2 separate regions of the Homo sapiens genome follow, and region 1 is linked to region 2. The links are chromatin contacts, found by Hi-C in ENCODE. All regions are on one chromosome and are shown on one strand. The core of a region is the stretch at or near the end of the contact, and the rest is flanking DNA. Distances in the headings are between cores, read along the strand shown. Region 1 holds the start of ZW10 (zw10 kinetochore protein). Region 2 holds the start of PPP2R1B (protein phosphatase 2 scaffold subunit Abeta).

The links. Hi-C counts contacts between places; a loop is a spot of excess contacts on that map. Pooled maps may share reads with other maps.
Region 1: a loop to region 2 is called in a pooled map, with 24 times the contacts of the local background. The contact joins the promoter of ZW10 here to the promoter of PPP2R1B in region 2. A Hi-C loop is called at or near these places in 5 of 50 pooled maps.

The regions. Positions count from the first base shown.
Region 1 is chr11:113,772,372-113,775,379 of GRCh38, reverse strand. ZW10 (zw10 kinetochore protein) reads left to right here and starts at 1,688. Exons shown (of 16, transcript NM_004724.4): 1 at 1,688-1,818. The coding sequence starts at 1,714. RefSeq lists enhancers at 1,498-1,557, 1,688-1,957.
Region 2 is chr11:111,765,100-111,768,354 of GRCh38, reverse strand. PPP2R1B (protein phosphatase 2 scaffold subunit Abeta) reads left to right here and starts at 1,966. Exons shown (of 15, transcript NM_002716.5): 1 at 1,966-2,107; 2 at 2,971-3,061. The coding sequence starts at 1,994. It also overlaps a transcript of ALG9 not described here. RefSeq lists enhancers at 1,901-1,950, 1,971-2,150, 2,037-2,940.

The DNA.
Region 1 (3,008 bases), core at 439-2,938, 2.0 Mb before region 2:
TAAGATTTAAGTTCCACTAAATCTAGATCCATCCCTCATCTACCTACAAATTAGTAATTATCATATTTTTCTGTGATTATATATTCACATGTTGTGGGTCCCCAGACCTAGCACAATGTCTGCTATGTGATAATTGCTTAATAAATATGCAGTACAAAGTTTCAGAATTTTCATCTATCAGTCATTCTTTGTCATTGGGCATTTATTATTAGTTGCAGTTAGAATTCAAAGTTGACAGGTCTACCAAAAAGAAATTGATTTGGTTTTCCAAGGAAGGGAGTTTCTCAGGATGTTTTGGCTGTTTTCAGTGCTTCCTCTCTCAATCCCAGTTTTGTTTCCTTTGCTCATGGCATGTGAATTGGCCCTTGCTTCACTGGGATAAGCAGATTGTCTCAAAGACACTTAACAATTGTCAGGGATCTTAGAGTCAGTGCCTACTTGGGGTCAACCCTCACAATATATCTTTTTAAAAAACCAAAAACCTTTTAATCAAAACAGTACATCTGGCTCTTGGTATCCACGGATCCAACCAACCACAGATCAAAAATATTCTGGAAAAAACTAATAAAAAATAACAATACAACAACAAAAAATAATGCAAATCAAAATACAATATAACGACTCTATAGCATTTAGATTGATTTGTATTAGGTCTTATAAGTAATCAAGAGATGATTTAAAGTGTATGGGGAGGATGTGTGCTGGTTACTTGTAAACATTACATCATTTTATGTAAGAGACTTGAGCATCCACGGATTTTGCTACTGGGGCAGGGGAGGTTTCTGGAACCAATCCCCCCATACCAAGGGAGGACTGTGTATGTTTACTGCAGAAAAATAGAGAAAGCAAGGGCAGAGAAGAGAATAAATACCATAAATCCACCACCCATAGGATAATTTGATGTCTGTCCTTTACATACATACTTACATACTTTTTGTTTTCTGACCAATGGTTATACACTTAAGTTTTTAAAAAGGAATCATAGTATACATAGAATATTGTGAACATCTTTCTGTATGCAATGCATTAAAATAATGAAACCATTTTTAAAAGCTTTTGACACATTTATATATTTATAATATGACAGAAAGTACTAAGTATCTTGTTCACACAGGACTAATATTATGTATATCTAAGTAATATAAATATGTAATGTAGGTAATGTAAATGTGTAATGTATCACGTAGATGTAATATATGTACATAGATGCAATTATAAGCAACCTTTTATTTATAATGAGGTGACGCCACTTCTTTACACAACTCTAGAGGGCGCCATTCGTAGATTCTGGTGCCACAGCGGCCCAATAAAAGTTGAGGAAAAAAGATCGAGATGGGCTCGTTGGCTCTTTCAGTTAGATAATTTTACAAGTAAGCCTTTTGAAGTTTAGAAAGGTTCAGTTAGACCTGGTTATTAAAAACGTTTAATTTCCTCCAGTGAAAAACGGGCGGGAAGCAACGAACTTTGAAAACAACTAAGGAAGAAAACGCGTCTGCTTACAGTTTGCCAACTACGGGACACCGTGGAAATCCCATCTCGGGATTGGCGCGGTGCCTGCTGGGAGTTGTAGTGCGCCCCTCGCCTTCCGGGCGGCGGTCTGAGGCCCGCGAGACTCCGTTTCCCGGCAGGCCTCGCGTCAAGACGGCCGGCGGGACGGGAGCTGCGGCGCTGGCTACGAGAGTGACCCAGTCAGCGTTGGTTCCCGTCTTGGCCATGGCCTCGTTCGTGACAGAAGTTTTGGCACACTCCGGGAGGCTGGAAAAGGAGGATCTGGGGACCCGGATCAGCCGCCTGACCCGGCGGGTGGAGGAGATCAAGGTGAGAGCGGGGCAGCTGTCTGCTGACTGGAAGGGGACTCCGGGTCCTTGTGTGAAGGGACTGGAGAGAGGAGTCAGGGGCTAAGGGCAGACAGAGTGGGGACCAGCAGAGTGGGGCCTGTTGGGGAGATCTAGTTGTGGGGGCTGAATGAGGAGTGGAGGGGCCCAGAATGTGTGGATTGAGGAGGGATCTTGGAGGGGAGCCCACACAGGGGTTGGGAACTGAGGAGGCGAGGAGACCTGGGACTGTGGGGACGAACAGGCGGTGGCTGGAGAGCACTGGAGAGTGGAGTTATGTTGGGGAGGGGTGTGCCGCGGGAAGAGGGAGACTGAAGAGACCAGCAGAGCGGGAGGAGCAACTGGAAGCTCCGAGGAAGCTAGGGAGCGAGCGCAGGAGAGGAATAGAAAAGACAGGATCCCCCTTCCCCTTCTTCCATCGATGAGTGTTTATTTCCTCCACCCACTCCTTGATTTGTTGATGAATAAAATAGCCTGGAGGATTGCACCTTTCTCCTCCCCGACATTAAAAAAAAAACAAACCCAAACCCTCAGTATGTTTTTATTTTTATGTATCTATCTATCTTTTGAGATGGAGTCTTGCTCTGTCGCCCAGGCTGGAGTGATCTCGGCTCACCGCGACCTCTGCCTCCCGGGTTCAAGCGATTCTCCTGCCTCAGCCTCCCGAGTAGCTGAGATTACAGGCGCGTGCCACCACGCCTGGCTAATTTTTTTTTTTTTTTTTTTGTATTTTTAGTACAGACGGAGTTTCACCATGTTGGCCAGACTGGTCTCGAACTCTTGACCTCAGGTGATCCACCCGCCTCGGCCTCCCAAAGTGCTGGGATTACAGGTGTAAGCCACCGTCTCCGGCCTCTTAATGTGGTTTTAAAACTTCATCTACAAGCACATGAAGCTGTGCTGAGTGTCATTGGTACCTACGTAAACGTTGCTGCCTTGAGATTGATACAAAAACTGGAAGCACGTAGCCACACACAGTTTTGCTTTGTACTGATATTGTTACCTTGCCAGTATTTGTCCACATCTTCAGTTGCTTTCATTTAAAATTTTGTGTATCTGAGTCAAGTAGGGTTTCGAGGGAGCAAGTTTGCCACACACCATAAGGGCACAGGTATAACCCTTCCTAACAGCTCTTGATTTTACAAAAGTAGTTTCCTGAATTTTAAGTAGTCA
Region 2 (3,255 bases), core at 717-3,216:
ATGAAACCACAAAATGAATACTATTCAATTAAAAATATTATAGTAATTTAACGTGACAAATGATGTATTTTGCTAAAACTGTCATCCGTCGTATTGTTACTATGGTGTTGCCTGCTATAGCTCAGCTTCTTTTGTGTTCAACATGCCTATGCCACCAAGTGACTCCTGATATCTTAATTTTCTCACCATTTTTCTGTTACAACTACCAAATAGTGCAATCTCATGATGCATTTGGCTTTCATTTTGTGCATGAAAGTATCATTGTCATTTTAAAACCACCTCTGTTCTTTTCTCATTATCCCAGAACAATAAAAGCAGCACTAAAACACACATGTAAATGTGGGTGCTGAAATTGTGTGGCAATACTTGGTTGTAAGGTGGTCACCCAAATAATTCAGAATATGCTTATACAAATCTAAAAAATATGAAAATGAAAATAAAATTAAAACCCTAGAGAATACATTCGCAGACATAATTTGAGAAAAACTGTTCAGGTCTGCTGGTTCCCAAACTTTCATTACTATCAAAGGCTCTAGCTATTGTGCTTACTTCCAAGAACCCCATTTATTTATTTATTTATTTATTTATTTATTTATTTATTTATTCATTATTTCATTCATTCATTCAAAGGCTCTATTGTGCTTACTTCCAAGAACGCTATTTATTTATTTATTTATTTTAGAGACGGGGTCTCACTCTGCCGCCCAGATTGGAGTACAGTGGTGCGATCCTGGCTCACTGCAACCTCTGCCTCCCGGGCTCAAGCGATTCTCATGTCAGCCTCCCGAGTAGCTGGGACTACAGGCTCCCGTCACCAGCCCAGCTAATTTTTGTATTTTTTAGTGGAGACAGGGTTTCACCAAGTTGGCCAGGCTGGTCTCGAACTCCTGGCCTCAAGTGATCCGCCCGCCTCGGCCTCAGAATCCCATGTTTTAAAAAAGTTTGTCTCCTACACTGCATTTATAGTTTTATTAATCAGGCACATAGAATTACCATTTCGGAGCTTGTGATCACCATATGTAGTTATCACTCCAAGCTGCTTAAATTCCAGTCTAAAACAAACAAAACATTCTAATTATTCTGTGCTACCCTGACAGGGGTAAGTGAAAACTTTCCATTCAGGTTTGTAAGAACGAGCTCCCAGACCTCCACCTCTTCCCCTTGCTGCCTCTGAGGACTCTTGGAGGTCTAGGGAGGCCAGTTTGGGTTTTCTTGCTCAAGAAAGTAGCCACCCCACCCAATTTGGAAGGATTAAAGCTTGTCCTAGTTTTGCTTCATTGTTGTACTTCTAGCATGCTAAAGAGCTAAAAAATGGGAGGAAGAAAATACAACAGAAGGCACCATTCCAGTACCAAACTGAAAAGAAACACAAAAACAAGAGAGCAGCATGTTTTTAACAGCTTGCGTGGAAAAAATATTGACTGGGGAGTTTGGACAGCACTGTTCATTTTCTCTCACCGCCCGCGTTATTTGTCTTACGGAGCAGGAGCCAGATACCATTCTGGAGAAAGAGCCGCGGGAAGAGGTGGAGGGGTTCTGTGGAAGTTTGAGTCTGAGCGGAGAAATTAGGGCTGGAGATCCAGTGGCTCAGGGCCAGGAAGAAGTCAGGGGAGGTGCTAAAGCCTTTTTCCTCCTGGCCTCGGGCACTCTCTTTGGTCCGCCTGAGTCTTAAGAGGGCACAGCGCAGATCATTCAGGTAGGTTCCTGGCTCCTTCAGACTACAACGAGCTGGATGAATCCCTGTCCCTGTTTCTTTCGGCTGGGGAAAGGACGCAGGGGTTCCATTCGCTTTCTTAGCCCACCCGTCTTCTTGAGTTCAGACCTACAACTCCTGCAGTGGGGGTCAGAAGGGAGCCTTAATCATCGGGACAGAAACGCGGCTCCCCAACTTCGGCTAAACCAGCGTGGCGGCCTTCGTCCCTACTGCCTGGGCGCGGGGCGGGGCCTGGGCGCGGGGCGGGAGGCGGTGACCAGCAGCAGGAGGAGAAAGAACATGGCGGGCGCATCAGAGCTCGGGACCGGCCCAGGAGCAGCGGGTGGAGATGGAGATGATTCGCTATACCCGATCGCGGTTTTAATCGACGAGCTCCGCAATGAAGACGTGCAGGTACTGGACTGAGGCCGGGGACCCGAGGCGAGACCGGCTGGTCGCGTGGTAGAGAAGGGGGAAGGCCTGCGTCGCGGTGGGGGTGGCCGAGGTACTGAATGAGTCGGACTCGTAGCAGAAACTTGAAGGGGAGGCGGGGAATGCTCCGCGAGGGGCTGTGGTGACACGCCCCGACCCTCCCGGGTACCTCTCTAGTAACCTTGCTTCGGACCCCCTGAGGCGTCCGCCCGGAGCCTTGCCCTTCCCGGGCGGTTGTCGGGGAACCCGCTTCCCGCCTGGGCGCCCCATCCGGGCCGTGAGGTGGCCGCGTCTCTTGGGCGAGGGAGCAGGAGAAGCGCGGTGCCAGGCCGAGACGGGGCTGGAGCGGCTGAGGGGCGCAGGATGCCCAGAAGCCCTTTGAAGTGCCCCTGGATCCCTTCATCTCGGCTTGGAACTGGCTCGGCTTGTTGGGTAGAAAGCGGGGGTGGGATGGCCGATTAATCTGGACGAGTAGTGTATCCGCTCTGTGGGAACTTTTCTTTGAAACCACAGGTGTTGTATTCAACCGTTTCACCTGCTTCACCACTGCCAAAGTGCTCTCTTTTTAAAATTATCTTACTTCCTAGGTGTTGTATTGTCTTTCCTTCATTTCTCTTCCGGTCCCTTCTGAGTGTTTCTCCTGGGAAATCCTCCGCCGGCTAGTGAGGCCGAGTTACACTTCTTTTTGGAAGTCCTTATGAGCTTCCTTAACAGTAAAATCTAAATGAAAGGTTATCTTCATTCTTACCCCTGTGTCATAATTTCACCTGTTAGCACCTTTTGTCTTTTGATCTAAATTCAGCCGTTTCTTTACATTGTTCTTCTTTCTACTTTCTTTTCTGAAGCTCCGACTCAACAGTATTAAGAAGTTATCAACAATTGCCCTAGCACTTGGAGTAGAAAGGACCCGAAGTGAATTGTTGCCATTTCTTACAGGTATGTGAATCTTTGTTTAAAGAAAGGTAGGGACATTCCATTTTCCAGTAGCTTTCAACACTGACTTTTTTAGAGTTTATTACCCACATTAAAATGAGCCAGGTGTTTTTTGTGCAAAAGAAACAGAACAGAGTATATTGTTAGTTGTGGCTAGATATATTCAAACATCAACCATTTAGCTATTGAAAGTAATT